5 separate regions of the Homo sapiens genome follow, and regions 1, 2, 4 and 5 are each linked to region 3. Evidence: chromatin contacts called from ENCODE Hi-C or POLR2A ChIA-PET data. All regions are on one chromosome and are shown on one strand. The core of a region is the stretch at or near the end of the contact, and the rest is flanking DNA. Distances in the headings are between cores, read along the strand shown.

The links. Hi-C counts contacts between places; a loop is a spot of excess contacts on that map. ChIA-PET counts read pairs that join two places held with the same protein, here RNA polymerase II (POLR2A). Pooled maps may share reads with other maps.
Region 1: a pooled map shows a loop between it and region 3 (4-fold over the local background). The contact joins the promoter of TMX2-CTNND1 here to the promoter of LINC02739 in region 3. A Hi-C loop is called at or near these places in 1 of 168 maps with a recorded cell type or tissue (CD4-positive, alpha-beta memory T cell) and 8 of 50 pooled maps. POLR2A ChIA-PET finds 5 or more read pairs at or near these places in 2 of 52 experiments (HEK293 and T-cell).
Region 2: a loop to region 3 is called in a pooled map, with 6 times the contacts of the local background. The contact joins the promoter of VPS37C here to the promoter of LINC02739 in region 3. A Hi-C loop is called at or near these places in 1 of 168 maps with a recorded cell type or tissue (ascending aorta), 4 of 37 single-sample maps with no recorded cell type and 16 of 50 pooled maps.
Region 4: a map with no recorded cell type shows a loop between it and region 3 (4-fold over the local background). The contact joins the promoter of ZDHHC5 here to the promoter of LINC02739 in region 3. A Hi-C loop is called at or near these places in 7 of 168 maps with a recorded cell type or tissue (CD8-positive, alpha-beta T cell, GM12878, HCT116 and 4 more), 4 of 37 single-sample maps with no recorded cell type and 21 of 50 pooled maps. POLR2A ChIA-PET finds 5 or more read pairs at or near these places in 2 of 52 experiments (AG04449 and HEK293).
Region 5: a map of ascending aorta shows a loop between it and region 3 (7-fold over the local background). The contact joins the promoter of PRPF19-DT here to the promoter of LINC02739 in region 3. A Hi-C loop is called at or near these places in 4 of 168 maps with a recorded cell type or tissue (A673, ascending aorta, chondrocyte and 1 more), 6 of 37 single-sample maps with no recorded cell type and 17 of 50 pooled maps.

Annotation. Positions count from the first base shown.
Region 1 is chr11:57,709,126-57,714,816 of GRCh38, forward strand. TMX2-CTNND1 (TMX2-CTNND1 readthrough (NMD candidate)) reads left to right here and starts at 3,398. Exons shown (of 21, transcript NR_037646.1): 1 at 3,398-3,682. MED19 (mediator complex subunit 19) reads right to left here and starts at 3,090. Exons shown (of 5, transcript NM_001317078.4): 1 at 2,838-3,090. The coding sequence starts at 3,054. It overlaps TMX2 (thioredoxin related transmembrane protein 2), which reads left to right and starts at 3,468. Exons shown (of 8, transcript NM_015959.4): 1 at 3,468-3,682. The coding sequence starts at 3,494. RefSeq lists a silencer at 2,721-3,060.
Region 2 is chr11:61,158,038-61,163,132 of GRCh38, forward strand. It overlaps VPS37C (VPS37C subunit of ESCRT-I), which reads right to left and starts at 3,389. Exons shown (of 5, transcript NM_017966.5): 1 at 3,354-3,389. RefSeq lists enhancers at 2,852-3,445, 3,446-4,038, 3,779-3,828, 3,839-3,978 and a silencer at 3,029-3,788.
Region 3 is chr11:59,564,149-59,570,032 of GRCh38, forward strand. It overlaps LINC02739 (long intergenic non-protein coding RNA 2739), which reads right to left and starts at 1,982. Exons shown (of 5, transcript NR_187292.1): 1 at 867-1,982. It overlaps TRF-GAA2-1 (tRNA-Phe (anticodon GAA) 2-1), which reads right to left and starts at 2,304; the gene lies at 2,232-2,304. RefSeq lists enhancers at 1,276-1,777, 1,623-1,802, 1,778-2,277.
Region 4 is chr11:57,666,723-57,671,854 of GRCh38, forward strand. It overlaps ZDHHC5 (zDHHC palmitoyltransferase 5), which reads left to right and starts at 1,392. Exons shown (of 12, transcript NM_015457.3): 1 at 1,392-1,465. RefSeq lists enhancers at 444-1,023, 1,193-1,832, 1,833-2,470, 2,024-2,093 and silencers at 1,224-1,463, 1,714-1,913.
Region 5 is chr11:60,903,629-60,909,043 of GRCh38, forward strand. PRPF19-DT (PRPF19 divergent transcript) reads left to right here and starts at 3,151. Exons shown (of 2, transcript NR_186697.1): 1 at 3,151-3,215. It overlaps PRPF19 (pre-mRNA processing factor 19), which reads right to left and starts at 2,957. Exons shown (of 16, transcript NM_014502.5): 1 at 2,736-2,957; 2 at 84-233. The coding sequence starts at 2,754. RefSeq lists a silencer at 2,550-2,649 and enhancers at 2,589-3,176, 3,290-3,409.

The DNA of each region.
Region 1 (5,691 bases), core at 2,148-4,647, 1.9 Mb before region 3:
AATCCTGGCACTCTGGGAGGCCAAGGTGGGCGGATCACCTGAGGTTGGGAGTTTGAGATCTGCCTGACCAACAGGGAGAAACCCTGTCTCCACTAAAAATAAAAAATTAGCTGGGTGTGGTGGCACATGCCTGTAATCCGAACTACTCGGGAGGCTGAGGCAGGAGAATCGCTTGAACCTGGGAGGCGGAGGTTGTGGTGAGCTGAGATTGTGCCATTGCACTCCAGCCTGGGCAACAAGAGCAAAACTCTGTTTAAAAAAAAAAAAAAAAGAGGCATCTTGGAGACCAAACATGTCCAAAATAACTCTTGATTTCCACCTCTTCAAACTTGTTCCTTCCTCATCTTCCAAGTCTCCGTACCCATACACCCAATTATTCAAGCCGAAAACTTAAAAAGGCATCAATTCCTCTATTTCCTTCACTTCTATATACAATATATATTTTTAATTGAGACAGGGTCTTCCTCTATCATCCAAGCTGGAGTGCAGTGGCACAATCATGGCTCACTGCAGCCTCAACTTCCTGGGCTCAAGTGATTTCTACCACCTCATCTTCCTAGGTAGCTGAGACTACAGGTGCATGCTGCTATCCCTAGCTAATTTATTTTTATTTTTTGTAGAGATGGGGTCTCATTATGTTGCCCAGGCTGGTCTCAAACTTTTGGGCTCAAGCAATCCTCCCACCTCAGCCTCCCAAAGTGCTGGGATTACTGGCGTGAGCCACAGCGCCTGGCCCTGTATTCAATTTTTCAACCCTGTCAGCTCTACCTCTAACATCCTGTATCCATTTACTTCTCTATGCCCTGCTATGCTCTGGTTCAAACCATTATCTTTCCTGGACTACTGAGCAGTAACTTCTGACTAATTTCCCCACTTTCTATTTGTCATGTGGCTGCTTAAATGATTATAAACAAGTGCATTTGACCAACTTCCTATGTTAAAATGGCTTTCCTTGGCTGGGCACAGTGGCTCAGACCTATAATCCTAGCACTTTGGGAGGCCAAGGCGGGAGGACTGCTGTTGGCCAGGAGTTCAAGACCAGCTTGCGCAACACAGTAAGACCCAGTCTCTACAAAAAAATTTTAAGTTAGCCAACTGTGGTGGTGCATGCCTGTAGTCCTAGCTACTTGGAAGGCTGAGGTGGGACGACAGCATGAGCCTAGGAACTGGAGGTTACAGTGAGCTATGATTATACCACTGCAGTCCAGCCTGGGTGACACAGTGAGACCTTGTGTCTATAAAAAAATTTTTTAAATGGCTTCCTTTTGTATTTACAATCTAAATGCCTTTACTGCTTTATAAAAGCCTCTGCCTAACTCTCCCAGCTTCATCTCTCTCCCTAACACTCTTTCCTTTTGTTCACTTCACTGGAGTCCAACTGATTTTCTGTCCCTCAGATATTCTAAGCTTTTTCTCACATCAGGGTTTCTGACCTCATTTCTTGTATCTACAATTGTCTCTCCCTCCTGTCCATACATGGCTGGCCCTTTGTCTATGCTTACATTTTAGTTCAAATGTTAGCTATGTGAAGAGAGCATCTCTGGCCACTCTAGCTAAAGTAGTTCTGCCCCTCAATTTTTTTTTTTTAAGAGACAGGGTCTCATCTGTTGCCCAGGCTGGAGTGCAGTGGCACAATCTTGGTTCACTGCAGCCTCGACCTCCTGTGTTCAAGCGATTCTCCTCCCTTAGCCTCCTGAGTAGCTGGGGCTACAGGCATGCATTACCACGCCCGGTTAATCTTGTATATTTTGTAGAGACTGGGTCTCGCCATGTTGCCCATGCTGGTCTCAAACTCCTGGGCTCAAGGGATTCTGCCTCGGCCTCCCAAAGCGCTGGGATTACAGGCGTGAGCAACGCGCCTGGCCACCTTCAATTTTTATCATGTTTTCTTTTCCTAGCATTAACCACTTTCTGACATTATCTTGTTTACAATGCCTCCTCCACTGAAATGTACATCCCAAAAAAGGCAAGCATCTTGTCAGTCTTGTTCACAACTGTCTCCAGCATTTAGAAAAGTGCTTGGTACATAGGTACTCAACAAAATAATTTTTTGAATGAAGAGTTTGGTTCGATTCTTATCCCTTTTTTGATCAGACCAGGAAATGCCGGAACCTTAGAAGGAAGAATGGCAACTTGCCCCAAACCAATAGCAAGTCTGTGGGAGACCTGTAACTAAAACTTTGGGTCCCCAAAGATATTAAATCAGGCCTCTCGAGTTCCAAACTCAAACCCTGGATTTTGTTTGTTTTGAGACGGAGTCTCGTTCGCCCAGGCTGGAGTGCAGTGGAGCAATGTCGGCTCTCTGCAACCTCCGCCTCCCGGGGTTCAAACGATTCTCCCGCCTCAGCCTCCCGAGTAGCTGGAATTAAAGGTATACGCCACCACGCCCAGGTAATTTTTGTGTTTTTTGTGGAGACAGGGTTTCATCATGTTGGCCAGGCCGGTCTCGAACTCCTGACCTTAGGTGATTCGCCCGCCTCCGCCTCCCAGAGTGTTGGGATTACAGGCGTGAGCCACCGCGCCCAGCCCTAGGTCATTTTTTAGAGAGACATAAACCAGTGTCAGGGACACAGCCTGGACATGGTGCAAAAGACAGTAACGGAGATGCACTACGCCCCTGCCCGCCATTCATCCCTTTGGTTGAATTCAACTCATCCTGGTTGAATTCAAGTCATCCCTCTGCTTGTGAATCCTAACAGCGCTTCCGACTTAGGGCTCCACAGTCCGGGTATGCGTTGCCTAGGTTACCTCGCACCTCCGCTAGCCGGCTGAGAGCCACGCCCATCACCTCCTCTCTAAGATTTGATTGGCTGGCTTTGGCAAGGCCGAGTACTCACCTGGCAGTTCCCTCATGAGGTAAAAAGGGCCACAGCCAGCTCCTGACTTGTCCGCGCCAGGAGGAGCCGTGGCCGCGGTGGGAGGCGGGGCCGTGCCGGGTCCCCCGCCCGCAGGAGGCGGTGGCGGGGGTGGAGGCTTTCCTGGTCCGAAGCCGAGTGCGGTTGGGGGCGGTGGTGGGTCAGCCTGAGCCCCAAACAGTGCCGTGAAATTCTCCATCGTACCCTCCGCCCCGGCGCTGTCTCCGTGTCTGCCGTTGGTAATTTTCATTGGACAATGCTTTCAAGGAGTACCCCCCCGCCCTTTCTCAAGGAGCCGCTTGTCATTGGATGCCTCAGGCACCGCCTACCTTTTTTCAACAACTACTTCCGTCGCCTTATGAGAACGTTCAGGAAGTGCTATTTAACCTTATTAGAGTCTTCTGCTAGCTCTGCTTGCTACAGTCCAATAAAATGACTTAGGCGGATAAAGCGACAACTAGACTAACCAATAAAATATTAAGTTCTTTTTTGGGTTCTGACCTACCACAGCGTTCAGAGAACTACATCCGGGTTTAGAGGCCGTACGTTTGCGATATAGCCCAATAGCAGTCGTTATGGTGGGGGAGGCGGGGCGAGACCTACGACGCCGGCGAGCAGTGGCCGTTACGGCCGAAAAGATGGCGGTCTTGGCACCTCTAATTGCTCTCGTGTATTCGGTGCCGCGACTTTCACGATGGCTCGCCCAACCTTACTACCTTCTGTCGGCCCTGCTCTCTGCTGCCTTCCTACTCGTGAGGAAACTGCCGCCGCTCTGCCACGGTCTGCCCACCCAACGCGAAGACGGTAACCCGTGTGACTTTGACTGGGTGAGCCTCCCGCGTGTTAGTACCCCGCGACCTTGACTGTCCCTGCCCTTGCAGGTGTATCTGGGAACCCTGGGGTTTACCTCTCTGAGGACACCTGAGGTTCCGAGCCTGTAGCGGACTTAGAGACTATTAAGTGCAGGGTCCGAACCATCATCGAGTCTAAACTTTGTGTTTAAGATGGGAAAACGGAACATGTTAGTCGTAGCCCATGCACAACGGCCCAACAGCTTTTGACTGTTGAGTCCAGGTTTCTTTCTGTTTCACCATTGAGACTAATTAACAGCCCTATCAAAACTGTACATACACGTGTATAACGTTTTACAGTGCCGCTCATTATGTAAAGCCTCCTGAGGAGCCAGTAAGGTAGACAAGGCAAGTAGTAATATTCCTGTTTCATTGGTGAAGAAATGGATCTCGGTATATTTAGGTGACTTGCCCCAGGTCATACAACTAATGAGTGCCTGGGACTTGAAACTACTCTTCTGGCCACACTACCTGCACAACACTGTCAGCCGCTTCTTAATTCAATAAACATTTCTAGAGTGTACACTCTAGGCACTCTGCTTGATCCTGAAGATGCGAAAGTGGATAAAATTTGGGGGCTACTGTAAAGGAATTGTAAAAAATACGTTGTAAAGAAATCTTTGGGATTTCTTTGGGAAGTGTCCCAAGCTCCTTGCTGTGCTTCCTTGGTATGGGTGGAGGGACTGCTCGGAACATAAACTTAAAGCACTTTCCCTTCTGCCATATAGCATGTAGGGGCCAAGGAAAAGCTTCCCCTTTGCTCTCTGAGGGTTTGTTGAAAAATCAACCGACAAAGGGCACATTAATAGGAGAAAGGCATAGAAATTTTATTTTAACGTGCATAGCATGAGGGAATTGCAGGAGAATGACCCAGTGGGGTACAGATGCTTATATACCCTCTTTCATAGGAATATGGGAGATGGGAAAATGTGGGTGATTTTAAGGTGGATCGTAAATGATTTTTAGGGTGATTCAGTGGCCTGGAGAACATACAGTGGCCTGGGACAATGACTGTTGGGCCTGCAGAGCAGACAATGGTTTCTGACAAAAATCTGTCCAGGTGTGTTGACAGGCTTCCATCTTTCTTCTTGTACTGAAGTAAGTTAATGAAAACTCAGGGAAGAGACCAGAAGTAATTGTTGTCTTCTTTGACAGGTCTGGACTTTAGGCAGATAAGGTAGTTATCAGAGTAAAGCTGCTTCCAGTATCTGCTGGTTTCCAGGGACCTTTAATTTAAAATGATTAGCATACAGGATGCCATATTTTGGGGTGTGAGTCCCTGGTCTTCTTTATTTCCTTTGTCTGAAACTTCCTTAGAAGTTTCACTATAAGCTGAGTTGGTGTCTGTGGAGAGAGAAATCGGGCTAGTAATTGAGCGGCAAAGGATCCCATTAAACCAGCCTCTCATTTTGGGGGATAGTCCAGTTCAATTAAATTGTTGTGTCTCATTTCAGAAGATGGCATTGTAGATGAGTTCTCAAAGCTAGGCCTCTGTATATGATGTAGGCAAACAGGTATTTAATAAGAGAGACATTTCTATGGAACAAGACAAACAAAGCTTAATATCTGGTATAGTCTATAAACTAGTTTCTTTAGAGTCTGGAGGGCAGTCAATTGGGAAGATTAATAGCAATCTATTTTCCTAGATTGTAGGTTGTGTGTAAAGTTTGTCCAAATATAAGCTTTTGTGGTGATTTTTTTTTCAAAGTCACGTTGACTAGCTTTAGCTGGTAAGGCCTTAGGAAAAAGGCAGGGTTTTTAGTTTTTTGGATTTTTTTTTGAGACAAGGTCTTGCTCTGTCATCCAAGCTGGAGTGCAGTGATGTGATCATGGCTCACTGTAGTCTTAACCTCCTGGGCAAAGCCATCCTGCCACCTCAGCTTTCCAGGTAGCTGGAACCAAAGGCATGCACTACACACCTGGCTAATTTTTAAAAATTTTTTTTCAAGGTGGGGTCTCTTGATGTTGCCCAGGCTGGTCTTGAA
Region 2 (5,095 bases), core at 2,139-4,638, 1.6 Mb after region 3:
TGCTTCTTGTACAGCCTGTAGAACCGTGAGCCAAATGAATCTCTTTTCTTTATAAATTATCCAGCTTCAGGTATTCCTTTATAGCAATGCAAAACAGACTAATGCAATACAATAAAGAAGGTCAATTCATACACGGAATATAATACTCATAAAGGTTTATGCAATTAACAGCAGAGCTTCAAAACATGTGAAACACAAATTGATAAAACTACAAGGGGAAATGGACGAATCCACAATTACAATCAGAAGTGTCAATGTCCCTCTCTCAATAACTGAAAGAACGGAAGACCAAAAATCAGTAAGGACACAGAAGACTTGAACATTACAAGCCAACCTGCCTGAATTGAAAGTTATAGAACACTTGACCCGGCAATAGCAGAAGATGCAATCTTCTCAAGTGCTCACAGAACATTTACCAAGACAGACCACAGAAGAAGTCTCAGCAAATTTAATAGAGAAGTATGTTCTCTATTTAAAAGAAAATAAATTAGAAATCAGTGTTTACCAGATAGGAGAATAAAGTAATCCTATAATGCTGACTTTATCCGTGACTAGTTGTAATCCTGCTTGAGGTGGGACCAGATAAATCAGCGGAACTAAAAATACTAACAGGTCTTCAAAGGTAGGGCCTACCTGCCTGAGCTATCTGTTTGAGGTTCACTGGGGAGACTCTCTCTCCTCTCCAGCCCATCCTAAGCCCCAGGGGTCCTACTTGTCAGCCCCAGCTAAATCAAGACAAACCTGTTTGATATTTGCTTAAGTCTTTCACATAAACCAGTAAAGGAAGATAAAGAGGTGAGATATGAATTGGAAGGAGCACCTACTAAGTAAACATGCCTTTACAGCTAGCAAAACCTCAGACAGTGCTGCCATTAGACACCTCTCTGTCATTCGGTAAGCACCTGGGAACAGACCAAAACCTTGTGGAAACGCCACATCCTTCAAGGACACTTCTAACAGAATTTCCACACAACAGAGATCCAGCTGGATTAAAAGAGCTAAATCCATTAAATCAGGTCTTGAGTGATCTAATTTTGTCAGCCTGGAAAACCCCTACTATTACTGGCCAAGAGTGTCCAGAAATGATTCATATGGCTAGTTAACCCAAAGGCTTTTTAAGGGCAAATTAACAAATTTCAAAGCAATAAACAAAAAGAAAACAAGAATCCTCAGGAATAATGTCACTTCCAAGCTACCAGTGGCCCAGCAAATCTACAAAGTTCTTAAAGGCAGTGTTTCCCAAACTTGCCTTACCGTAAGAATCACCCAGTGCATTTGTTAATAGATTTCTGGGCCCTCCTCCAGACAATAGCCCAAGAATCTCTAGAGGTGGAGCTCTGTATTTTTAACAAGCATCAGAAATTATTCTTAAGGTCCAGCACCTTTGGGAAACTAAACGGTCTGAGAGGCAGTATCACAGAGTTAAAAGCACATTAACTTCGAAATAAGACTGATGGGTTACAAATCTCACTTGTGGCCAGACGCAGTGGCTCACACCTGTAATCCTAGCACTTTGGGAGGCCAAAGCGGGTGGATCACCTGAGCTCAGGAGTTCGAGACCAGCCTGGCCAACATGGTGAAACCCCGTCTCTACTAAAAAATACAAAAATTGCTTGCAGTGAGCCGAGATCCCGCCACTGCACTCCAGCCTGGGCGACAGAGCGAGACTCCGTCTCAAAAAAAAATAAATAAATAAATAAATAAAAAATACAAAAATTAGCCGGGCGTGGTGGTGGGCACCTATAATCCCAGCTACTTGGGAGGCTGAGGCAGGAGAATCGCTTGAACCAGGGGGCGGAGGTTGCAGTGAGCTGAGATCACACCACTTCACTCCAGCCTGGGCGACAGATCAAGACTCCGTCTCAAAAAAAAAAAAAAAAAAAAAAAAAAATCCAAACTTGGCCACTTACTGGCTGTGTGACACTAGCCAGGTTATCTAACATCTCCGCAACTCACTTCATCTGTAAAACGGGATCATCACCTATTTGGACATGTTCGCAAAATTCGGTATGTTCAGAAAGCCCTAGAACAGTGCCCAGCATATGAAGCCAAGCAACAAATCACAGCTATTGCTACCTGCAAAACAGCGGCCAGAAACTGCTCAGAAAGTCTACAATGAAAATGTTCTACTTAATGGAAATTACAAAGGCACGGAACCACATTTCCAAGATAATCTAGGTAAAAGGCTTTTCTGGGCACTATGACCGCAAAGAACAAAGACTCAGTTTAGCGTCCAGTATTTTCATTGCAACAGTCCCCGATCCCACCCGGAACTACAGAGTTCAGGTGTCTGCAGGGTTGCAGCTTTGGACAACAAAGTAAGAGTCTTTCTTTCCCCAGTTCCTCGGTCACCACCACCTCCAGCTCTAAGGCCAAAAGTCACAGAACTGAGAGTCTGGTGGCAGCATCTTGGTGCATTAGTAGGAAATGGGACTCCTGGAGCCAATAAAGAGGGTGGAAAAGGCCTTAGGCAGCAAGAGAACTGAGGTACCGCTGGAGCGAAGGGAAATGAGTGGGAAGTTTCTGGAGCTGAAGACTGACATTCCCAGGGTAAGTGAGCCCAGACAAGGTGTAGCTGGGAAAGCACTGCCTCAGCTCAGCGACTAAAACCCCAGGTTGTAGAGTCCACTCTGCCAGTAACTCACAAAACACCTCCAGTTAACTCCTTCTCCCATCCGTAAAGTGGGAAATCGCCTCATCGGCTGAGGAGGAAATGAAGAGGAACCAGGCATATAATGGGTATGTATACATCAGTGCCCTTTGCGCCCAGAGGGTCCCGGGGTAAGAAATGTTCAGTGATGCTGGGAGGTCCAAGTCTGAGTCCTGAACAAAGCCAAAGCTGAAACTCCCATCTCTCAATGCCCTGGAGAAAGGGCACAAGCCAGTAAGTCACAGAGCAAAGTCCCTCCAACCTCCCCTCTGCCACTCGTCTCCCGCGTGCCCTCTGGCAAGTCGGACCCTACTCTTAGGCCTCAGCTTCCCCATCTATACAATGGGCTAATTGGCTCTAATGTCATCAGAATTGTGACCGCAAGATGCTCACATATGGGACGAGGGCCTGCAGAGACGCAGAAAGGAGGGTGGCGGTGAGTGGTGGGGCGGAACTGGAGGTGCGACCCGCCGGGGAGCCGGGGCGGCGCCTCGCGCTCTCCCTCCCTCCCTCCCACCGCGAGGGGCAGGGGCGCCGGCCCCCGGCGAGAGTCACGCGCCCCTCGTGCCCAATCACCGGCCTCTGCCAGGATGAGGCGGGCAGGCGGGGGCGCTCCGGGAGCCACGGCCGGCGCCGCCCCCACCGTCGTCCTCTGCCCCGCCCGCCTGCGGCAGAGCCGGGACCCTCCCCAGTCTCCGCTCACCTGCCAGGGCCGCCGTCGCCGCCGCCACCGCGGGTTAAACCGCAGCCGCGCCCACACTTCCGGGGTCCGCCAGGCCCGCCCCCTACCGGATGTGACCCCCTTGCAACGTCCGGCGCCCCAGTGGCGCGCGTGCTCGCCCCGCGACCCCGTTGGCCGCCCCGCCTCGCGCGCCTCTGAGTTACCACGACATCGTGCCACACACACACGCTCGCGGCCGCCCGGGCCACAACCACGGGAGCGCCCACGAGACCCCTCCAGCGCTCGCCGCACGCCTCGGCCCCGCCCCCGGTAAGAGGCCCCGCCCACTGGGCGGAGACCAGGCCGCTCTGGGCTAGTGCGCCGGCGCGGACGTCCGCCGCCTTCCGAGTGGCCAGCGAGGACTCGCTCTGTACACAGCTCGATCTTGGGAGGCTTCTCAGAGGGACCCAAAAGGAGGGGGAAGCAGATGGAAGCCCAGAACCTAGGAGGAGCCCCAGATGGGCTGAGCTCAGACTGAGGAGCCCCAAGGCCACCACACACTCATTTCCATTTACTAGTTAATCTCTTTCCCCCACCCATTCATTCTACAGAATTACCAGTATTCCCCATCTCCTCCCTTCCCCCCTGGAAACAGGAGAGTCCAGCATAATAAGGAAGCCCCCTCTGCTCTAACCCTTAAAAAAAGGAATCTGAAGTGACCTGATGTTAACTAATCAGGTGTTTTTTTTTTTTTTTCTATTCTGTTCCCTTTCCCACCTATGAAACCCACTGCTCTGCTATTTCCCAGGGGAATTTGAGACCAAATAAGTCTATTTACAATGGTAACTGATGTCAATGTCTAAAGTTTCCAACCTCTCAAAATCAAGAGGTTGACCAAAAGGGGAGAAGTGTCCAGTTTAGCCTAAAGTTGTCTCCTGGCGTATCTTAAGTTTGTCCTAAAGGTTTCTCCGTACATAGTGAACTGGATCCTACTCATACCAATCACAGAGTTTCAGCCAATCACAGGCAGCCACCTGTTCAAACCTTGTTCCAATAAGGCAAATGTCAATCTGTCATTGGTAGGGAACCAAACTGGATCCCTTTGCCCTCAGAAAGCCAAACACCGAAGTATCAGGTTTTTGTAGAGGGAAAGATTTGTTGCAAGTCAACTGGGAAGGAGACATGCTCAAATCTGTCTCCCCAAGCCAGGGGCTGTGACAGGTGTTATAGGCAGAGGGTAATGAGCAGTGATCTGATTGAATCTTGCAATAAGCAATGATCTGACTGGATCTTGCCATGGGATGATGCCATGGCTCAATCTGATTAGATCATGGCTTATACCATGTATCTACTTCTTAATTCTGTTCCGGTTCTTTGGTCTGAGCATTTAGGTTGCGCCTGTGGTTGCATGCTTGGTTCTTCTGGGCACGCTCAGGTTACATAACTTGCAACCTGGGATCATGGCAACTGAAAAAACAACTCACCACTTTATTACACAAAGTTGAACCAGATGGGGCTGGTTCTGCGCTTACATAACTGGTCCAACTGTTTCTGTACCTCGCTTCTGTTTTCTGGACATCTATTTCCTTTTTCTTTTCTTATTTTTAAATTTTAATGATTATTTTTTAATAGAAATGGAGATTCGCTATGTTGCCCAGGCTGGTCTGGAACTCCTGGACTCAAGCAATCCTCCAGCCTCGGCTTCCCAAAGTGTTGGAATTACAGGCATGAGCCACCACGCCCAACCTGCTTTCCGTTTTCTATCCCTAAATGTTATCCAACCA
Region 3 (5,884 bases), core at 732-3,231:
TCTCTAGTCTATTAGATGATCAGTTGGGGTTTCTTCTTATTGATCACCATTGGACTTTCAAGAGCCCCTCATCAAAATACATCTTTCCACCCAAGAACTCAACGATTTTGGGGCTGAAGCCCCATATCAGCTAGCATATTGGCAAACATTAACAGAAAGAGGAGAGGGGTATAAATAGGCCTAAAAACCATATGGCTGGCTTCATTTTGCCTTTTACCACACTGCGAGTTCTTAGAATGTGACACATGGATCTCCTTCCTCTCCCTCCATGGTCCAGCCTGACTAAAAAGAAGGCACTCCCTAAGTGTGTTTTTCCATTGCCTTGCCTTGAGTGGAGTGGCTCATCTTTTTTTTTTTTTTTTTTTTTTTTTTTTTTTGAGACGGAATTTCGCTCTTGTTGTCCTGGCTGCAGTGCAATGGTGTAATCTCCGCTCACGGCAACCTCTGCCTCCTGGGTTCAAGCGATTCTCCTGCCTCAGCCTCCCGAGTAGCTGGGATGACAGGCGTGCGCCACCACGCACGGTTAATTTTGTATTTTTAGTAGAGACGGGATTTCTCCATTTTGGTCAGGCTGGTCTTGAACTCCCAACCTCAGGTGATCCGCCCGCCTCAGCCTCCCAAAGTGCTGGGATTACAGGCGTGAGCCACTATGCCCGGCTGTGGTTCATCATCTTAATGAGGCTTTCTACTGAAATTCAATCCATATCCTCCGAGTTCCACTGACCTCCGCCCCCATGCCAGACAAGCATGGACAACTCTGGAAGCCTAGAAACTGGTGGATGGCCGATTCCCGGGGTGTTTCCTAGTGATCTCTGCCAGGAGCTTCTCTGTTGGTGCTGATAACAAATTAGCCAATGGATACAAACCTGTTTTGTAAACTGCCAGGTGTTGAAGATCAAACGGTGTCCTCTGAAATTCAGTTCTTCCTGCATACAGCGTCTGGATATCTTTGCTGGGGTGGGGAAGGTGGTGCATAGGGTTCAGAGGGGTGCAAGGATATGATGTACAAGTGACTTGCAATTTGGAAAATAAAAATACAGGGTGTCCAGTTAAATCCAATTTCACAGAAACAACAAATATGTACTTTGTATATTCCATGCAATATTTGGGACATGTTTATACTAAAAAGTATTTGTTGTTTCTCTGAAATTCAAATTTTGGCCGGGTTCAGTGGCTCGTGCCTGTAATCCCAACACTTTGGGAGGCTGAGGCAGGAGGATGACCTGAGGTCAGGAGTTCGGGACCAGCCTGGCCAACATGGTGAAACCCTGTCTCTACTAAAAATACAAAAATTAGCCGGGCACCTGTAATCCCAGCTACTCCGGAGGCTGAGGCAGGAGAATCACTTGAACCCGGGAGGCGGAGGTTACAGTCAGCCGAGATCACGCCACTGCACTCCAGCATGGGAGCAAGACTCCATCTTAAAAAAAGAAAAAAGAAAAGAAAAGGAAAAAGAAAAAAAAGGAAATTAATTGGACGTCCTGTATTTGGTCTTCTAACCCTAGTGTAGATTTAAACTAGAAAGGGCTTCCGATCTCTGTCTCCCGCCCCACCTAAGAGCTGTTCTAGGGTCCTTGTTATTGTTTTTGTTTTCTTTTTTAAAGACAGAGTTTCACCGTGTTGGCCAGGCTGGTCTCGAACTCATGACCTCAAGTAATCCGTCCGCCTCGACTTCCCAAAATGCTGGGATTACAGGCGTGAGCCACCGCGCCCGGCCCCGGTCCTTGTTACGGTTTAAAAAGCTGGACAAAGCCCGTGCGCCGAACGCTTTCGAGGACTTCTTTGGCCAAGAGGGGGCCCGGGCTGTCACCATTCCCGGCAAGCCCGCGACCAAGCAGGCAGCGGAGGCGGCGCAGGCCGAGAGCTCCCGCCCCTCTGACAGTGAGAGAAGGGTCGCAGCGCCCACGGCTGCCTAGAACCCGAAAGAAGAGGAGCGGGGTGCGGGGACACAGGGTTGCTCAAGAAAGTGAGCTATGCGCAGTGCTCCGGAAGAGCTTGTCTCAAACCAGGTCCCAAGTGAGGGCAGAGGCGTAACTTCGTACTGGGCAGTTTAAAAGGTAAGACATATGTCCCCAGTATCCTCCCTCCCAGGGGAAAATGACGATAAGGTTTCCCTTAACTGCCCCAGCCCGCGTGAGAACCCACAGGGTGTTGACCCTGTTAACTGCAGAAAGACCCTGTTAACTGCAGAAATCACATGTAGTGATGACTAACGCCTAAAACGGAAGCGCTGCCGAAACCCGGGATTGAACCAGGGACCTTTAGATCTTCAGTCTAACGCTCTCCCAACTGAGCTATTTCGGCTGCCGTGGAAGACGTTTTTCTTTTTTTCTACATAATTATAATAAAATAGTATTTGTTCCGTGGTAACAAAGATCATATGGATTCAGCTAGAGGTAGGCATTTTACAAATGTTACAAAGGTGATAAGGCAAGGCCCTTGTTTACAAACTGAAGTGATAAATCACTTTTCTCAGGGTTTTTTGTTGTTGTTGTTGTTTTAAGTTCCCTGCAATTTGCTTTTTTCATTTAAAAACATATTATGGACTTTTTTCATGGCAGTTATGTAGACCTATCATACTTTTTAATCCACGTTCGCCAGTATTGGATTGTATGGTTATAACATAATCTATGTAATCAAACTGACAACTATCAGCTTTTTTACCTTTTTCTATATCTCATTATTAAAAACAATACTGCCATAAATTTTTAAAATATACTTGTTTTTCTTGTGCAAAGGCAGATTTTGCAAGGTAGATATATATAAACATTGTGATTTTTACAGATATCTTCAGATTGAAATCCAGGATATATAGAAGAGGTAAGGAAGGCCATTTGTAAAGGCTTCAAATGTAGACTTTCAATGCTACCTCCACATGAGGTAAACATAGAGTCACTGTACAGTATTTGTTAAAAGCATTGATTTGCTAAACCTAGCATTAAAAATATACCTCAATTTTTGGAATACCATCTTGGCATTTTTCATTTTTAAATATATATAGTCAAAAAAAAGAATTAAGTCAGGCTTCCCTCAAACTCTAAGAAGCAAGTTGTGGTTTAATAATATCTCTAATATGCTGATTTTATTCCTCCTCCACCTCCCATTTCATAATTTTCATCTCTTGCATTTATTCACTGAAAAATGTTTTAGCCAGATGCGGTGTCTCTGGGAGGCCAAGGCAGGCGGATCACCTGAGGTCGGGAGTTCAAGACCAGCCTGACCAACATGGAGAAACCCCGTCTCTACTAAAAATACAAAATTAGCCGGGCGTGGTGGTGCACGCCTGTAATTCCAGCTGCTCGGGAGGCTGAAGCAGGAGACTCCCTTGAACCAGGGAGGTGGAGGTTGCAGTGGGCCGAGATTGCGCCATTGCACTCCAGCCTGAGCAACAACAGCAAAACTCCGTCTCAAAAAAAAAAAAGTTTTATATAAACTCCATAAGGCTGTTAGAATAATTCAATGCTTTGTATTCACTTGCTTCATAAATAAGGAGCCAGCATGGACTCATTACAATTTGAAATAAAAGCGCCATGACCTTAGTTTAGAATTTATAAACAATAGGCTTAAAATGGAGGATGAGTATAGACTGTCATTCTCAAGAAAGATTAAGAGTACATCTGAAATGAGATGTTTGTGGCTGTCACGCCTAAACTAGGTGACTTTACAGTTTTTTCAGACTCAAGAGCCTATCATTTGTTTAGCTTAAATTTCACCCTTTTGGTTTCCCTTGGTAGTTGAAGTACGAAAAATTCTAAAATGACCCACAAAACACCCTCCCAGCCCCACAAAACCCTGCATAATCCCTGGGACTATGAAATTCATCATATTAATTTATAACCTGTTATTAGGTGATATTATATAGTACAGGTTACTCTAAAATATGTGATTATCTGGGTGAGCCTGACCAATCACTTGAGCCCTTTAAAAGCAGAGGGTTTTTTCTAGCTGGTTGCAGAAAGGAGTCAGAGACTCAAAACACAAGACTTGAAGATGGAGGGGACCATGTGGCAAAAATATACGGGCAGTCTCTAGAAGTTGAGGGTGGTTCTCAGCTGACAGCCAGCAAGGAAATTGGTCTTCAGTTCTGCAACTGCAGGAAACCTAAGTTGGCCAAGAACAAGAATGAGTTTGGAAGCAGCTTTCCCCTCAGTGCCTCCAGATGAGAACTCAAGCTGGTCAACTCCTTGATTTCAGTCTTGTGACACCCTGAGTAGAGAACCCAGTCACATCATGTGGGACTTCTCATCTACAGATGAACGGATAAACCGTGAATGGATAGAACAGGTGTTGTTTTAAGCTACTGTTTATAGTAATTAGTTATGCAGCTATGGAAAATTAATACCGTAGTATAGACTTACCATAGGCTAGGTATATTAATGACAAAGAGTGGATTTAAGTCCTTTTCCGGTCACTTACTTGCCTATGTTCTTGAGTCATTTACTTGTCTATGCTTAAGTCGGTTTCTTTTCTTTTTTCTTTTTTCTTTTTTCTTTTTGAGACAGAGTCTTGCTTTGCTGCCCAGGCTGGAGTGCAGTGGCACGATCTCGGCTCACTGCAACCTCTGCCTCCCGGATTCAAGCGATTCTCCTGCCTCAGACTCCCGAGTAGCTGGGACTACAGGCGCCCACCACCACGCCCGGCTTGCTTATTCATTTATTTATTTATTTATTTATTTATTTATTTATTTATTTATTTATTTATTGAGACGGAGTCTCGCTCTGCCACCCAGGCTGGAGTGAAGTGGCAGGATCTCAGCTCACTGCAACCTCTGCCTCCTGGGTTCAAGCGATTCTTCTGTCTCAGCCTCCCGAGCAGCTGGGACTATAGGTGTGTGCTACCACGCCCAGCTAATTTTTGTATTTTTAGTAGAGACGGGATTTCACCATATTGGCCAGGCTGGTTTCGAACTCCTGACCTCGTGATCCACCCGCCTCGGCCTCCCAATGTGCTAGGATTACAGGCATGAGCCACCGCCCCTGGCCCTGGCTAATTTTTGTATTTTGAGTAGAGATGGGGTTTTGCCACACTGGCCAGGCTGGTCTCAAACTCCTGACCTCAGGTGATCCACCCTCCTTGGCCTCCCAAAGTGCTGGGATTACAGGCATGAGCCCCTGCACCTGGTTCCAGTGTGATACACACATGCACACATACATACATATATATAATTTATATATACATATGTGTATATGTATAAAAAAATATACACACACACACACATACGTACACACATATATATGTAAAATACCTGGACCCCATCTGCAGAGATTCTGATTCAATTAGGGCTAAGGCAATTATGTGTGTGTGTGTGTGTGTGTGTGTGTGTGTGTGTGTGTGTGTGTGTGTCTAAAATTGCCCTAGCCCCTAATTGAATAGAATCTCTGCAGATGGGGTCAAGGTATTATATGTGTTTTAAGTTGGCCAGCTGATTTTATGTGCAGGCTCTCTCAGTCTCTCATTCCTCGGTTCTCACAAAAATGCCACTATGATATGTTAAGACCCATTTTCTAAAATTGCTTACTCGACTTCTGAACAGGCACATCTTACAAAGCATGTCTAAAAATGAACCTGTTGGGTGCAGTGGCTCACACCTGTAATCCCAGCACTTTGGAAGGCCGAGGTGGGAGAATTGCATGAGGCCAGGAGCTTGAGACCGTCCTGGGCAACATGGTGAGACCCCGTTTCTACAAAAAATAAAAAAATAAGCTGGGCGTAGTGGCGCACACCTGTAGTTCCAGCTACTAGAGAGGCTGAGGCAGGAGGACTGCTTAAGCCCAGGAGTTGGAGGCTGCAGTGAGCTATGATCATGCCACTACACTTCAACCTAGGCAACCCAGTGAGACCCTATCTCTAAAAAAATTAAAAATGAACCTAACTTTCCTTCTAA
Region 4 (5,132 bases), core at 142-2,641, 1.9 Mb before region 3:
TCAGGATTTTACAGGTGAGGGGCCTCGGCTTCAGGGAAGTGGCTTGTGAAACACCTTTTTGAGGGACCATTATGTAATAGCTAGAGTTGCTTTCGAAAAAAGAAATAGCCTCGAGCCGAATGGGGAGAGAACATGGGGCATTGCTATTGGGTTCACAGCTGTCTTGGGCTAATCAGGGCAAAGCGTAGCACTATGACCTATGCAGAGTTAGCTCGCCAGGGACAGTAGCTATTCTAGAGAACCTTTTGCTTTTAGCTTTGTATTCTAGGATTGGGTGAGGTGAGGGATGCGGGCGCCCATCCCACGTGTGACAGTGGGAAACTAATGGAATTCAGGGAGTTCACTTCCCGGCTCGCACTCCGGGGGCGGGAGGGTGCTGCCACCGCCTCAGGTCGCGCGCTCCTTAGGCTTCCCTCTCACGGTTAGCGCTACGGCTCCAAGGCTGGCGCCTGCTCTTCTTCATCTCCCTCCCCGGCCCTTGGCAGGAGCCTCGCCCTACATTGGCTCTTCAAGTCCGGGCGTCCCCTTCATGTGGGAGACACAGCCCAGACCATTCCATCGCCCTGGATTCTGCCCGGACCAGCGACCTCGCCGGACTGAAGATTTCTCCAGCAAGATTGTTTTAAATAAAGTTTTTGCCATCAAAAAAAAAAAAAAAAAAAAAAAAGGAGATGGGAAGGAGAAGAGGGAGGCCTAGTCGCCAAATGGTTGGCCAATCCGCCGCGAAGGGGCTGAAGCAGGAAGCGGCGATAGTCGTCGGTAATTGGCTGCGCTGGAAGCCTGTCTGGACTGTACCACCTCAGTAGGAGAGGGGTTGCTGAATTCGAGAAGGTAGCTGCTTGCTTTTGAGTACTTCTAGTACACACACATAATTCTTTTCTTATTTCCGGGGGTTTTTGCTTGGATTCAGTGGGAATACAACAGGACGCAGGAGAAGGGAAGACTCGCCTGGCCATTTCCTCATTCCTGACTCCTGTGCATTAGGCCAATCCTTGTCTCTTAGTTGTCCCCGCAACCCCACGGCCTTACGTGCGCGCTCTCGTCTTCTCGCGTGCGTACGTCGTTGTGTTGCTGCAGCCAATCAGGCCGCGAGGTCGCCGCGGTCGCCAGGGTTCGCGCGCACGCCCCAGATCGGAGTCGGGGTGGGGGCTATGGGTGAATGGGAGAGTGAGCGGGGTTGGGCGCGGCAGCGCGAGCCGCATGAATGAGACAAACGTGCGCCGCGCGAGACGTCGCGCGAGCCCGGACTAGGGAGCCAATGGGAACGCTGGAAGGGTTCGAGACCCGGCACTGAGGGCAACGGCCGCGCGCCGGCTCCGAGACGAGCGACGCCTGGCGGGAGCGCGCGGCAGCGGGGCGGGCGTGGAGCGTGCGGGGGCCGCGCGCTGCTTCTCTGAGGCAGGACGGCACTGCCGGGAGGCGGCGGTGACAACGACGGCGGTGGTGACGGGCACCGGGCTCGCGGGTGAGTGCGGAGGACACCGGTCCCTGCGGAACCGGAAGTGCCGTACCAGCGAGGTGGGAGGGGAGGGTGACCTCTAGGGAAGGGGGACCGAAGACGGGGAGGGTATTAAGGCCCTATTTCTCCTCCGGGCCGGGTCTTCCAACCGCGGCGGGACCCATGGGCCTTGGAAACGGACGACGAGTAGAGGCCGGGGATCCACGACCGCCAGGGCTCGGAACGGGTTAGAGACGGCCACTCAGCTCGAGACCGCGGTCCCCGGTGCCTGGCGCCCAGCCGCCGCCCCTTCCGCCCCCGGCCCTGCGCCCTCGGGCTCTGCGGTCCCCGCAGCCCGCTCTCTCAACCTCGGTGGGCCTGGCCGCCGTGGATTCCTTCTTTTCGGTTTCAGCGGTCGTCAGCCCTGCCCCAACGGGTGATTCTCCTTTCCCCAGTCCCGTGGTGGGGACCGGGTGCTGTTTCCCTTTTACCGCTCTGCGGTTCGAGTCCCTCGCTCCACTCTGCTGATACTTATTTTGGCTCAAGCTTCATCCTGTTACCTGTTCTCTCTCACCCGTCCGCTTCCTCCTCCTACCGCCACCAGCCGAGTGCTCCATGCGTTTAGTACTTTGTACTTTTTAAAGTGGAGCCCGAATGCGTTTGTCAATATTTTACCTATATTTGGGGCAGGCAGGTGGAAAGTGTTTTACCCACTTGGCCAAATGAAACACTGAAATAAGAAGTAAGAAAGTTGCTAAAAGTTAGGAAGGCAGTTGTAGGATCACATATACGTTATACGCTAGACTATTTTTTGCCTTGGATTCTTCACTTCCTGGTTAATGCCATCTTGACCAAGTTGATCTAACATTTGCATATCATCCTTCTATCTCAGTATACCTCTGTCCTGGATCAAATATCTTCAGAATGCTCATTATCACCCATTGTATAAACTTAATGTTTACAAAATTATATTGCCATGTATTTTGCTACCTCGGTATATAATGATAACACCCACATTAAACTTCTTGGCTCTTTCTCCCATACCTTGACATGTGAATTATTCCATGGTACCTCCATTACTGTGCATTTAGATTTACTCTATTGTACTGTTACACCGCTTATTTCAACAAAAAATAGTTGTGTTGTCCTTGGTACTGCTGGTATCCACCTATTTAAGGAAATACCTGTATTAAACCTTATTAAAGCCTTCAAACCACATATCCTGTATTGTTTGTTTTACATATACATATTTCCATTTCATAGTTTACTCTGTGCCTCAATATGGCATACATATTACTTTTTTTCTCATTTTTGAGACGGAGTCTGGCTCTGTCGCCCAGGCTGGAGTGCAGTGGCTGCTATCTTGGCTCACTGCAACTTCCACCTCCCGGGTTCAAGCGATTCTCGTGTCTCAGCCTCCCTAGTAGCTGGGATTTCAGGCATGCCCCATCACGCCCTGCTCATTTGTTTGTATTTTTAGTAGAGACAGGGTTTTGGTATGTTGGCCAGGCTGGTCTCGAACTCCTGACCTCAAATGATCCGCCCGCCTCGGCCTCCCAAAGTGCTGGGATTACAGGCGTGAGCCCCCGTGCCCAGCTGGCATACATATTCTTGTATACTTTTTTGATACTAGTATGGATTCAAACTGTTGACTCTGATGAACCATACTCACCCTTGTGGTTTCATCCTAGTATCTGCAGCACATTCTTTTGCTAAGAATTGGTTCATCTTTATTTATACCCAATAAATTGTTAGGTTTTTGATTTCCCTTCTACTGTGTAGCCCCCAAGCATCTCAGATGCTGTTCTCTTTTGTGTTCCCAGTATTATACTCCCAAAATTGCATGGCCTTTCATGACTCTGTATTACTATGTCAATATTAGTCCATGTGACTTTTTTCCTGTGGAAAATATATGAAACAATATATAGTATCTAAATGATATTCTACTCTAGATAAAATTTAAGTAGTATAATTTTCCATCTTTTCTAGTCTTTGGGATTTTGAGGGAAAAGTTTGCTTTAATAGTACATATTGGCTGGGCAGAGTGTCTCACACCTGTAATCCCAGCACTTTGGGTGAGGAGGCAGATCACCTGGAGGTCAGGAGTTCGAGACCAGCCTGGGCAACATGGTGAAACCCCATCTCTACTAAAAATACAAAATTAGCTGGGTGTGGTGGTGCCCTCCTGTAATCCCAGCTGCTCGGGAGGCTGAGACAGGAGAATTGCTTGAATCCGGGACTCGGAGGTTGCAGTGAGCTGAGATCACACCATGCACTTCAGCCTGGGTGACAGAGGGAAACTGTGTTTCAAAAAAAAAAAAAAAGTACATATTGTCTACAAATCAAGAGTTTGCTTTTGTTAACAAAGTTACTGAGGCCTACATTCCAAATGTTAGGCTTCCATTCCTGTAGGAAACTGAGAGTTAAATAATCATTAAATCAGGGACTAGAGAGGATTTATGTTTTCTAGGACTATAACAGTTTCTTAGAATCTTTTGGCGCTCACTGTATTCTAATACTGCTGTTTGGCCCTCTGAAACCCTAATTTTAAAGAGAGAAATGAATCGTAAGGGAAGGCACCTTTGCCTTCCATGCCATAGGTGAGAGAGGAAGTGGTACATTATAGGGCACATTTATATTTTGTTATCTGAATCTTCTGATTTTTTTTTTTTTTTTTTTGAGACAGAGTCTTGCTCTGTTGCCCAGGCTGTAGTGCAGTGGCTCACTGCAACCTCCGCCTCCTGGGTTCAAGTGATTCTCCTGCCTCAGCCTCCTGAGTAGCTGGGACTACAGGCGCCCGCCCGGCTAATTTTTGTATTTTTAGTAGAGAAGGGAATAAAACTACTTTCTTTTAAAATTCTAACTTAAAATTTTTGGCTTGCAGATTCCAAGTTATCATCTCTGGGCAGGTAGTGGATGAAAAGGTAGAAAGGGTTTGTGTCACCAGAGGGGCATGTGACCTCTTGAGTTCTGAACCTGAGGTGATTCAGTGGAATGTCCTCGGGCATTCTGTAGCCTTCAATTTTAAAGAGTGGGATAAGGGACTGCGTCACCAGATAATGTGAGTAAAGTGCTTTTAGATCACCAGATGAAAAGCATTTTATAAAATCCCAAGGTGCTGGTGTTAGTTTGTTATTGTCATCAACAGAAATAATTGTTACTTTTAATCATATTGGGGCAGGTGGGGCTCAGTTACCTTAGGCCAATATAGGAATAATAAACTGTTGAATTGGGAAAAAAGAACCAACCCTATGCTATGCTTATTCAGTTTCTCATAGAGGGCATCATGGCTTTCTCTGCAAGAACATTTCTTACCCAGTGTTCTAATGGGTGATTCCAAAAGACCAAAAATTCAGCTTCTACCTCTTCAGGATTGTAACTAAAAAGCATAGAGGAGCAAAAGAAACACACAGAGAAAGAAAATGAGACTTGCTTTCCTAATTTTGAGGTTAATTTTTTTCTTTTTTCACTATAACAATAAACACTCTTCTTGTCCAAAGAGAAATCTTTGTTCTAGGACTGCCCTTCACTGCTGTGCCCTTGTTTGTGATTTTGATATTCTTGGTATTTGTTACTACCATCTATGTCAGGTGAGATGGGCCCCTTACAAGAGCTAGTCCTTTGATGTCCTTTGGCCAGGTGAAGCCATGTTCTGCTTCCAATCTGAACAGAGCAAAGGATTCTCAAGTCAGTT
Region 5 (5,415 bases), core at 1,901-4,400, 1.3 Mb after region 3:
CTTCCTCCAGTGCACTGGCACCACCTCCCATCCTCTCAGGCTCTGAGCTAAGATGGCCCTAGACTAAGGCAGCCAATAGGCACCTTTGATGTCGATGAGCTGCTCCTCGGAGAGAGGCTGGTTGTTGATGGGGTCGGTACCATTCTCCGCAATGTACTTCTCGATGAGCCGCCGCTCATAAACATGATTAGAGACAGGGGATACACATGGGTGCTCCGGCACTTCGTTAGAGACTGTAGAGAAAAGGCTGGTAGTGAGCTTGGAGTGAAGGCAATCTTGGGCCTAGAGGATTCCTCATCTGCTATTAGCCCCAACAAGACTAGGCATCCTCACACTCAACTAGCAGAAAGCAAGACATTTGACCCTAAGCCAGTTCTGTACTGGCCCCAGAATGCTTTCCAGCTATGGAACTACCTTTTCCTTTAGTCTCCTGACTGAGGAGATAGTCTCCTGACTATCTGACAATCATATAGTCAACAAATAATTATTAACAACTACTATGTGCCAAGCACCTAGAGAATAGCAGTCCATTATCACCACCTCATATCTGAACAATGATTGTGTACTCTATGAATACAGTTTACTCCATGACATGGAGATACACATGAAGCCATTCAAATCCCTGCCATCCATCTTAGTCTATAGCTCCAGACAGATTATCAAAGAAATTATAAAGTCTGAGAATACAGGAATAACAAACTCAGTTTCTCCTATTCTCTGACAAAACAAAATACTTCTGTGACCTCAGATGTGACCATCTGGGTGTCCTCCAATTCAATTCTGACACCAGGTACCTGGAGATAGTGTCAGATCATACAGGTTGAGGTCTCAGTCCCACCAGACTCCCCGCCCCTTCAGATGCCAATCGCAAGCCCCAGGTTGTTTGACCTGTTCTTCTGATCTACCAGCTGTAAATCAGGGTTCCCATGACCTCCTTTTTGGGTTCAATTAATTTGCAACAGTGACTCAAACAATTGTGGGAAACACTTATGTTTACCAGTTTATTGTAAAGGATATTACAAAGGATACAGATGAAGAGGAGCATAGGATGAGGTATGGGAGAAGTACAGAGCTTCCCATGCCTTCCCTGGGCACCCCACCCTCCAGGAACCCCCACATGTTCTGCTATACAGAAGCTCTTTGAATCCTGTCCTTTTGTATTTTTATGAAAACTTCATTACAAAGGCATGATTCAATAAATCACTGGTCACTAGTGACGACTTCAGTTCCTCTCATTTCCCCAGGTAAATGGGGGGTAGGACTGAAAATCCCAACCTTCTAATACCCTTTAGTCTTCCTAGGTGACCAGTCCCCATCCTGAAGCTATTGAGTCTACCAGCTACCAGTCAACTGATTAGCGTACAGACACTTATCACCTGGAAGATTCCAAGGAGCAAAGTGGCAATCGCTACAATAAAAATATTTAAAAATATTTACATGGCACATTTGCATGGCACATTTCTATGTGCCAAGCACAATTCTAGGCATACAGTACAGTAATTCATCTTCACAACAACCCGCAATAGAGGTATCATTTACACTCTTGCCTGCGTAGACTGTGCACCCCTTGAGGATAAGGATTACAGCTGGTCTCTCACTTCCAGTACAATGCAGATGCCCCCAGGGCACTCGGTAAACATCTAACAAATGAGTGAACCATGCCAGGAAGGATGGTGCTGGGGAACGTAAAAGAGAGCTTCCCGAAGATTGGAAGGAAACAATAAATGTGAAGGTACTTTGCGAGCTGTAATTTCTTCAAAGTGAGGGATTCCTTTTCCATCATTTCCCTTCCTTCTTCCCCCTCTTTGGATCAATGTACAGGTTCTGAGAAGAGAAGGAAGTGAATAGCAAAAGGGAGGGGAAACGAGTAATCTGATGAAACAACGAAAAGGGAAAGGAAAATGTCTGTACGTCATGATAAAATATCAAAGGGAAAGATAGTGGAAGGTATGAAAAAAGCATGGATTCAGGGTCCAAGATCCGTGTCACCTAACTACGTCACCCAGCTCTGCCACTGACTAGCTACGCATCCTTAGATAAGCCCCGCTCTTCCTGCGCCTTGCATCCTCATCTGCAAAACCAGGATCTTTATTTCTCCTTTAGGGAATTCTTGTGAGGATAAAATGAGATCATAGACTTGGAAGCGCGTTGTAAACCAATAAGGGCTTATAAATGTGCGCTGTTTTTATTAGTCATACAGTGTAAGGCTGGGAGCCAGATACCTGGCTGCCAGCCTTGCCTCTACCTCTAACTCATCATGTGACCTTTGCAAATTGCAAAAGCTCCGACTATCCGAGCGAGGCCTCGCAAAACATCCACTGCAATGCTCTCGATTTTGCAGATGGGGAAACCGAGGCCCAGAGCCTTGAGCCAATTCATAAAGCCAATGGGAGGCGGACCCTGGACAAGACCTCGAGTTTTCTGACTCCTACATTAAGGCTGCTTCCCTTGCACCAGCTCTCTCTGTCCAGACCTGTTTCCACTCTGTAGAATGAGGCGACCGGCCTCAGTAATGTCTGCGACAATAAACCTCAGGCACTATGTAAACTGCGGGGCACTGCGCAAATGCACCCCGCTCCGACGGGGGGGGCTCCGGTGCTGACAGGCCGCCGCTCGGCCTCCGGAGCGCCCCATTCCCGCCTCCACCCCGGCCCGGGCGCCGCAGCGGACCGCACACGCTCCCGCGCCGCTCTCTGGCCTCCTGAGACCCGCGCTTGGCCGCAGCCAACACTCACTGGAGCAGATTAGGGACATGGCGCCGTCACCGTGCTCCGAGGCGCCACACGCCGGGCTCCGGGACTAGCTTCTGAGCCTCCGCGAGCCACTTCCGGTCCCCCGCTGCTGCCGGGACTGCTCCGCGGCGAGCTGGGAGCCGCCAGCCGAGCGATGCTAGCGTAGCGCTTCACGTGGGAATGGGGACAGCCGCGCGCCACAGCCTTCAGCACCTAACGGAAATTGCCCTTTCCCAGAATGCAGCCGGGCAGGAAAGGGCCCGCCACGAACACTCGGTTATTTCCGGATTGACTCGGCTCGTTCCGTAAAGCGCCGGAGGATTGGCTGGGGCGTCGGGAGAGAGGAGGCTCGAAACTACATTTCCCATGACGCAGTGAGAATTTAAAACCAAAACAATTGGACAGCACTTGTTTTGACAACTGTGCGGCACTGTGCCACGGGACCCTGGTCTTTGAAACCTTGGCGTGCGCGAGAATTTCCCAGTGAGTTTGTTAAAATGCAGATTCCTCGGGTCTGCGTAGACAGACTGTGCCCCACGCTTTTCTAAGTCAGTTGTTTCTCGGGCTACCCTTTAAGAGACACTGCTGGATGGCCTGGTGAAGAAAATACAGAAACAGATGGGTACAAGAACTAAGAAAACGGCTAAGAAAGTGTTTTGGTCCTGACTACTACCATTTCGCTCTGTGATTTGGGGCAATTCACATTGCCCTTTCTTCTTTGTCAAAAGACAAAATCACAACAAACTTAGTTCAAAGATTTTTTTTTTCTTAAGAGACGGACTCTGGCAATGTTGCCCAGGCTGGAAGGCAGTGGCTATTCACAGGTGCGGTCATAGCAATCATGGCTATCACAGGTGCATCCTGGAACTCCTGGCCTCAAGTGATCCTTCTGCCTCAGCCTCCGGAGTAGCTGGGACTTAAGGTGCGATTCTATAGAATTGGGCAGTGCCTCATACTATAAAATATAATGGTTGTTCCAATGAGCTGAACAGGAGAACTTGGTTTTATAGACAGAAAAGGACTGAGGAAAACAGGAACAGAGAACAAAAAGCGGATTGGTCATTTGGTAATTTCAAAATTACTTTTCTTGTAAAGGTTAAAGTGGAGGGGACTTATCATGCCACCTAAAACTTGCCTGTTTGGGAATTTAGCTCCCCCCTACACACACACACACACACACACACACACACACACACATACACACTCAGAAGGTCGTAAAGATCTTCGTTTCAGCTTATTGGCGTGGAGCTTCAGCAGGACTAACTCTTTTTAGCTTGGTCTGTTAGGCCTAGCAGAAGAGCTCAGTCCAAACCAATGGCCTCCTATAAATTTCTTTATTTTGTATTTTGGATTTTGTATTTTCTATTTCTCTTCCAGCTCAGATAGTGTATGATTCTTTGTGGATATCTGTAAGATAAGATACTCTCAGGAATCATGCAAAAGACGTGGTGTGGACTGTAAGGTATCAAGACAAAAGGGCAGGATGAACAGGATGTGAGTGAGAGGGACTTTGACAGGTGGGCAGTATTCAGAGGAGAAGGAGAACGAAAGGCATTCCGGAAGAAGAAACAACGTAAGCAAAAGCTTGGAGAGAAAAATAAAAGTTACAGGTACAAAAGGCAATATGGCATAGTGGCCAAGAGCATGGACTCTGAAGTCAGACTGTGTGCTCAAATCCTAGCACCACTCAGGTGATTGGCAGTATGAACTTCTCTATGCCTTAGTTTCCTCATCTGTAAAACAGAGGGAGTGATGACAAGGGTAGAACTAACTCACTGAACTCTTATGAAGAGTTAATATGCAAAAGGGCATCTCATCTCTGTCTTGCACCAACAAAGTAACTTCCCACTTGTTCCTTGCTTCCAGCCTGGCCTCCTCCTCCTAATCTACTTTCCACAGAGCAGACAGTGATCCACTTTGAACGAAATATCTATTCATGTTATTCCCCAGGCATTTCATTCATCCAACAAATATTGATTGGGTGCTTCCTATGTGCCAAGCCCTATTGTAAAAACTGGAGATAGAAAAGGTCAACAAGAAAGACACAGTTTCTGCTGTCTTGGAGCTTACACTCTACTGTGGGTGGTGGGAGCACAGAGACAATCAACACTTAAGAAGAAAATTCCAGAGTAGTAAGTGCTATGAATACAACAAATCAGAGCAAGGTAGACAGAGGTGCTGGGGATTGGAGGAACGGCTACTTGAGGCAGGGCACTTAGAGAGTGCATCACTGAGGAGCTGATTTTTTTGCTGAGAACTGAATGAGGGTATGGAGCAAAAAAGTTTCCCCTCTGCCCTCTAAAGATTTGCTGAAATTAACTGACAATCGACAGAATAACAGGAGAAAAGGCATACAAGTGTATTAGTGTGTGAGTGTGCACAGGAGTAATACAAAATATGAGGCTCAAAGAAGGAACAGGTGGCTGATGCTTACTTAAATGGCACCCAGGAAAGACGGAGATGGGGGAAATGTAGGCAATTTTGAGGGCTAGCAAATAATTTTTAGGGAGGGCTAGCAAATAATTTTTAGGGGAAATGAATGAGCCCCAAGAACAAACAATGCCTTGGGACAAAGTTCTTATGAGCTCTGGAGGAGGTGGCAACAAATTGTGGGAAGGTGAGGGGCAGAACTCCATTGTGAACAAAGGTTGTCTTATTATGCACATAAGGTCTCTCAGGTAAT